2 separate regions of the Homo sapiens genome follow, and region 1 is linked to region 2. Evidence: chromatin loops called from intact Hi-C (ENCODE). Cell type or tissue: CD4-positive, alpha-beta T cell. All regions are shown on one strand. Links, peaks and the distances in the headings refer to the core of each region. The heading gives the core; the rest is flanking DNA. Region 1 has its middle 56 kb from the start of PLCL2. Region 2 overlaps OXNAD1 (oxidoreductase NAD binding domain containing 1).

The links. A loop is a pair of places that touch in the nucleus more often than their neighbours do. Peaks named below come from ENCODE experiments on the same cell type or tissue, not always from the same donor. Only the 100,000 strongest peaks of a DNase experiment are listed, where the experiment ranks them.
Region 1: a loop joins it to region 2, with 2.4 times the contacts of the local background. A loop is called at or near these places in 3 of 110 quality-filtered maps.

What each region holds. Positions count from the first base shown.
Region 1 is chr3:16,827,329-16,830,138 of GRCh38, reverse strand. No RefSeq gene overlaps it. Among named protein-coding and RNA genes, the nearest start is that of PLCL2, 56 kb to the left of the region's middle. In CD4-positive, alpha-beta T cell, for the core only: a CTCF peak has its summit at 1,113; a DNase peak (open chromatin) is centred at 1,158.
Region 2 is chr3:16,288,688-16,291,497 of GRCh38, reverse strand. The region is part of intron 5 of OXNAD1 (oxidoreductase NAD binding domain containing 1); the gene reads right to left. Among named protein-coding and RNA genes, the nearest start is that of OXNAD1, 25 kb to the right of the region's middle. In CD4-positive, alpha-beta T cell, for the core only: CTCF peaks have their summits at 804 and 1,004 (motif pointing left); DNase peaks (open chromatin) are centred at 517, 627, 1,007 and 2,537; H3K4me3 peaks cover 2,500 bases; H3K27ac peaks cover 2,255 bases.

The DNA.
Region 1 (2,810 bases), core at 58-2,557, 540 kb before region 2:
GCAGGAAAATCACTTGATCCCAGGAGGCGGAGGTTGCAGTGAGCCGTGATCGCACCATTGCACTCCAGCCTGGGCGACAGAGTGGGACTCCATCTCCAAATCAAATCAAATCAGAAAGTGTGAGTCTTCCAACTTTGTTCTTGTTTTTCAAGATTATTTTATTTATTTGGGGGTCCCTTTCAATTCCATATATACATTTTAGGATTATCTTGTAAATTTTGACAAAGGAGCCAACTGGGATTCTGATAGGGTTTGAGTCTGTAGATCAGTTTAAGGAGTGTTGCCATCTTAACAATGAATCTTCTGATTCATGAACATGGAATATCTTTTTATTTATCTAGCCCTTTGTTAATTTCTTTCAACAATATTATGCAGTTTTTGGAGTACATATTTTGCAATTCTTTTGTTAAATTTATTCCTAAGTATTTTATTCTATTTGATGCTGTTATAAATACAATTATTTTCTTATTTTTTTCATACTGTTCATTGCAAGTATATAAAAATATATTGAGTTTTGTATATTGATCTTGTATCTTGCAACGTTGTCAAACCACTTATTTGTTCAAATGGTGTTTTAGTGGATTCTTTAGAATCTTCTACATACAAAATTATGTCATCTCAAACCTTTCTTTACAATATGATGTCTTTTACTTCATTTTCTTACTGCTGTCATTCTTCACCTTTCTTATCCCACTTTATTTTTCTTAGTCTTTACCATTACCAATTCTATTGGCTATTTATCTATCTATAACTGCTCTCACCACTAAGTAAGCTCCCTGAACACTAGTGCTTTCTCCACTCTGTTCACTGCCTTCTCAGGTTCTAGAACAAAGTCTGGAACATAATTGGTGCTCAAAAAATATTTAGGTTCTTCGTTAGCTTTCAGCATGAATCCCTCGGCTCTGCCTGGAGTTGAGGTCAGACTCAGTCAGAGCAGTTCAGGGCATTAGGGCCACTGCTCTAGGATATATACTTTTTCAGAAATCAGTTCAAGGCATTGTTACTAACAAACAACAAACGACAGCAACAAAACTTCTTTCCAACTGTAATTACTCACAGCGAGTCAGCTTGCATCTGAGGCTTTAAAATGGAAGTCTACAAGATCCCTTATTGTTTCTTTGACCTTCAAGATTGTATGTTTTGCCATCACCTGACAATCTAGGGCAGAGGGACCCCTTGTGGCCACGAAGTAATGGCAGGAGCTAAGAGGCCTTTGGATTTTTTTTTTTTTTTTTTTTTTGAGACAACCTCTCACTATATTGCCCAGGCTGGCCTTGAACTCCTGGGCTCAAGGGATCCTCCTACCTCAGTCTCCCAAGTAGCTGAGATTACAGGTGCACACAACAGCACTCAGCTACGGCCACTACACTGGACAGAAACCATCTGCACAAAGACCTGTCCACATGCCATCCCACCATCTTTCCTGCCAACCAACCTCTTCTTTGCCAGTGTTTCTGTTGTTTCACCTGAATCATCCTTGTCGCTCTAACAAAAGGCCGTTAATCAAAGCGATAGAGAGGGATGGGAGAGGCTTTCTGTAAGGCTAAAAATAAGCAAGGAAGAACTAGTCTGGAACAAAGAGTGAGTGGTTTGGGCTCTGTGACACAAAGTAAGACCTTCAGAATCCAGGCAGGTAGCCAGTGGCCACCCAGCAGATGGGCTATTGGTAAATCTGCAGCCTTCTTCTCTCACCCACCCAAGTCAGGGAAACTGAGGAGAAGGACATCATAGGGATTCTTTTGGCTGTATCCTCATTATGAAAAGAAATGAGTCATTATAGGTAACTAAACAAAGTCAAAATTATTTTGCAAAGTATGGGGGAGATTTTCAGACATTTAGGGTGTGGTAAAGAATTGTTCTCACAAAAAGTCATCCCAGGTTTTCATTTGACCCAGAGTAAGTTCAGGAAAATTAAGTGCAATTCCCATGCCAAATATAAGAAAAAAGAAAGAGAAATCCAAAGTACTCCTAAAGAAACAGAAGAAAACAAGAATTGATTGAGTACAGGTAAGGCCTTTTAGTTTTTGCATGTTGTGAGGTTTTGTCTATTTTACAGATGCCTTGGGAATAGAATTATAGAATAAAATGTTGGGATCTTGAAAACTTTTAATTGAAAATATCTGATGAGCTATCATGTCTAAAATATCAAGCTCAAATTTTATGATTAAGAGATCTAAAATAATAGCTAATGCATATAATGCTTACTATGTGCCAGGTATTGTTCATTCAGCAATTCTTCCATCAACCCTTAGAGGCAGGTAGTATTATTAATCCCATTTTTCAGATGAGGAAGTTGAAGCAAGTGATGTTATAAGCAAGTTTTCCAAGGCCCCACAGCTAGTCTGTGAAAGCCTAGATTTGGAAGTAGGTCATCTAATCCCAGGGTCCAAGCTACCACTGAAATTTATCACATATGTCATTATAGTTTATCATGAGTATTCTACCCAATCTAAAAAGTGTTATTATGGAACTATATCCACGTTCAGATAGAAAAATTTCAACCGAACAAATGTTTCAGTTTATTGGCTGCTGAGAATTTACCCACAAGATACACTTGTACATAGGTCAAGATGTATGGACCAAATATGTTTACTATAGGATTTTTTTTTCTTTTCAGTAGCAGCCGAGATCTCAAGATGGTCTAAGTATCCACTAATAAAGAATTGGTTAAGTAAATTATGGCCTATTTATAAAAATGGAGTATTCTGTAGTCATTGCAAAGAACAAGAAAGATTGGTCTATGGTGATGTCAAAGCTTTGGAAGATGTAAGGAAATTTATTTGTATGAATAATAAAAATGTGCATATAAT
Region 2 (2,810 bases), core at 61-2,560:
GCTGGTATAAAATGTCTATAAGAGACAAATCCATAGAGACAAAATAGATTAGTGGTCATCTAAGCCGGGCAGGAGGATAGGGAATGAATAAGAATCATTACAGAGTTTCTTTCTGGGATAAAAATGTTCTAAATGTGATTGTGCTGATAGCTGCACAACTCTGTTAATATACTAAAACCTCTGAATTGTACACTTTAAATGTTTGAATTTTATATGAATATATCTCAACATAACAGTCTTTTTAAGTTTTAAAAAGTATGAAAAAAGGGTCAAGAAAAGCAACAAAAACTCTCCCACTAGTATTTGACAGACTTAATAGGCCGATATGGCCTCTGAGTTACACAAGTCTTAACGTTTCCTTCTTTTCTTCTAACCACATCCTGTAGTCTAGAACTCCTGGGTTTCAAGCTTTCAATAATTCTATGCCACAGAAACCCTTTTTTGGTGAGGATTCTAGGAAATGCAATAAACCTAGTCACATACCAAGAAAAATGTATTGGAACACAGAACCACAAAAAATTCTCATCCCCATATCTGGGAAACATAAACATCCAATCTAGGTGTTTCACAGCCATCACAAGAGCAAAAAGTATCATCCTTCCCCAGTTGCTTACCTACATACAGGCCTAAAAGAAAAGCAAAAGATGTTCTCTAATCTGATCTATGACCTTAAAAAAATATTCTCCTGCAGTCTATGGCCTTACATTTCCAGTCATTTATTATAAGTGTTTAAAAACCAGTTCTGGATTGGAAGTGCTCCAGAAAAGGTCTTTGGCCAACTTTAACCTATTTTCACTTGACTCTTTTCCATGAGTACTTTAACTTTCTTTTCATTTCTGACAAGATAAAAATTTAAAAGACTATCGTTAGCATTTGTTAACACAGTTGCTATATGCTATCACAGAGGAGGTATACAAAAATCTCCATTATTTCCATGTTTAAAAAATAAATACATTAATAAGCTACTTTTGCTGCTTCATCTCCTGAACTACAGTGCCCTCTGCTGCTCAATGCTGATGAAGGCCATTCTCTCAGTTGAATGAAAGGGAACCAACCCTCTTCTCTAGTAACTCTGGAAAGCTACCTTTGGAAAAAAAGGACTCCTTCATTAAAAAATACAGAAGAATTTAAGTTACATAAAAACTTCATCTGAATGGATTTAAGAAAATATGCACAATACATATTTCATAAAACATCTGTCCAAGAAAGAATTATACCTTAAACACACACCTTTAAAAATGTCCTTTGCAGGATGAGCACTCTTGGAGCCATGAGTTAAAGCCCTTACTATATACCCAATGAGTGAGTGTATGCAGAAGGAGCCTAGGTGCGCGGTGAAGCAGTGGATGTCCACATCCAACCATGACACACCAGGCAGCCAGGTCCTGTCCACAAAGGGAGCCCCAGTGCCAAGCACACAGCAGCTATACTATGAGATCCCAGAACTCTTTAGTCCTTGCCTACAGTTCTCAGAGCCCCTCACTCATTCACTTAATGCAAACATCTAAGAGAGCACCTGCCTACCATATACAGGCACTGTGGTACTTGCTGGAGGTACAAAGATGCACATATGTCTTAGTTGCTGCCCTCAATGAACCCACTCTAAGAGGAGGAAAATTAACAAATACATACAATTAAATGGGCAATGATAAAATCTGCTTAGCGTAGCGAGGCAAGGCAGAGGAAGGAGGAGTCAATTCTACCAGGAGTACAGGAATTAAGAAAGACTTCACAGAAGAGATGCCCTTTAAACAGTCTTAAAAGACACACAATGCTTACCAGATGAGTAATGGGGGAGGACACAGTTTGAAAAAGATGCCAAGGAATACAGTGCTATGTTATGTGCAGTCCTGTGAGAATCAGGGCTGCCACACATGCTTGTGTAGGTTGCAAGGATATTATCTATCTACAGTGTGGCAGCCCTGCTCAAGGGTAGGTATAAAGTCTTATTTCTCTAATCTTGCTCCTCCAGTGTTTCTTCTTGGTGTCCTCTTTCTCTCAGCAGGGCTCAAAGTTGCTTTCTAGCATCTAAACTTATGTTATCTTGTAGAAAGTCAGACACACTAGGACCAGGAATTCCCTCCACTCTGTGAAAATGCTTTGGCCTTACTTCCCCTCAGGAGGCAAGCTATACCCAGCCAAGTGTGGATTGAGTACTGACTGGGGCATCAGTGGTGACATGGTGGTGATAAGCCCCCACTCCTGCCTGGCCTGCCACTCTTCCAATCAACAGCTTCAGTGCAGGGAAACTGACCAAGGAGATAAGAATTGGAATCTGTCCCCTGGGCCTTATCAGCACATATGATCTAACTGAATGAAATACTTATTAGCAATAACAAAAGCTAAAATCAAACAAATGAAGTTAACAGTAGGCATTATGCTAAACACTTTAAATATCCCAAAACGTAGGAATACTACTGCTCCCTCTTTGAAGATATGAGAACTGAAGCCCAGACAAATAAGGAAACTGACCACATCACAGAGCTGGCTGGTAGAAAGCAAGCATGTGAGCTGAGCAGTCTCCAGGGCACTAGGCGACAATACACTGCTACCCACAGTAGCATAACCAATGCCAGAGGCAGGCAGTGAGCACCACAGCCAAATGTGAATCTAGAAACTCAGGGCAGCTGCACACTGTGTGAGGACCAGTGGTGGCATGCTCCAGACCCAAGAGTGAGTGCCAAGCTTTCCACCCCAAGGGAGGAGGAATTCTGGTCAAGGGCAGGCCTCACCAAGGAGCTAGCAAGTGGTAGGCCTACTAGTAAGATGAACCAAGAAGTTCAACCCTGCTCATGTGAGAGATGTTTTGA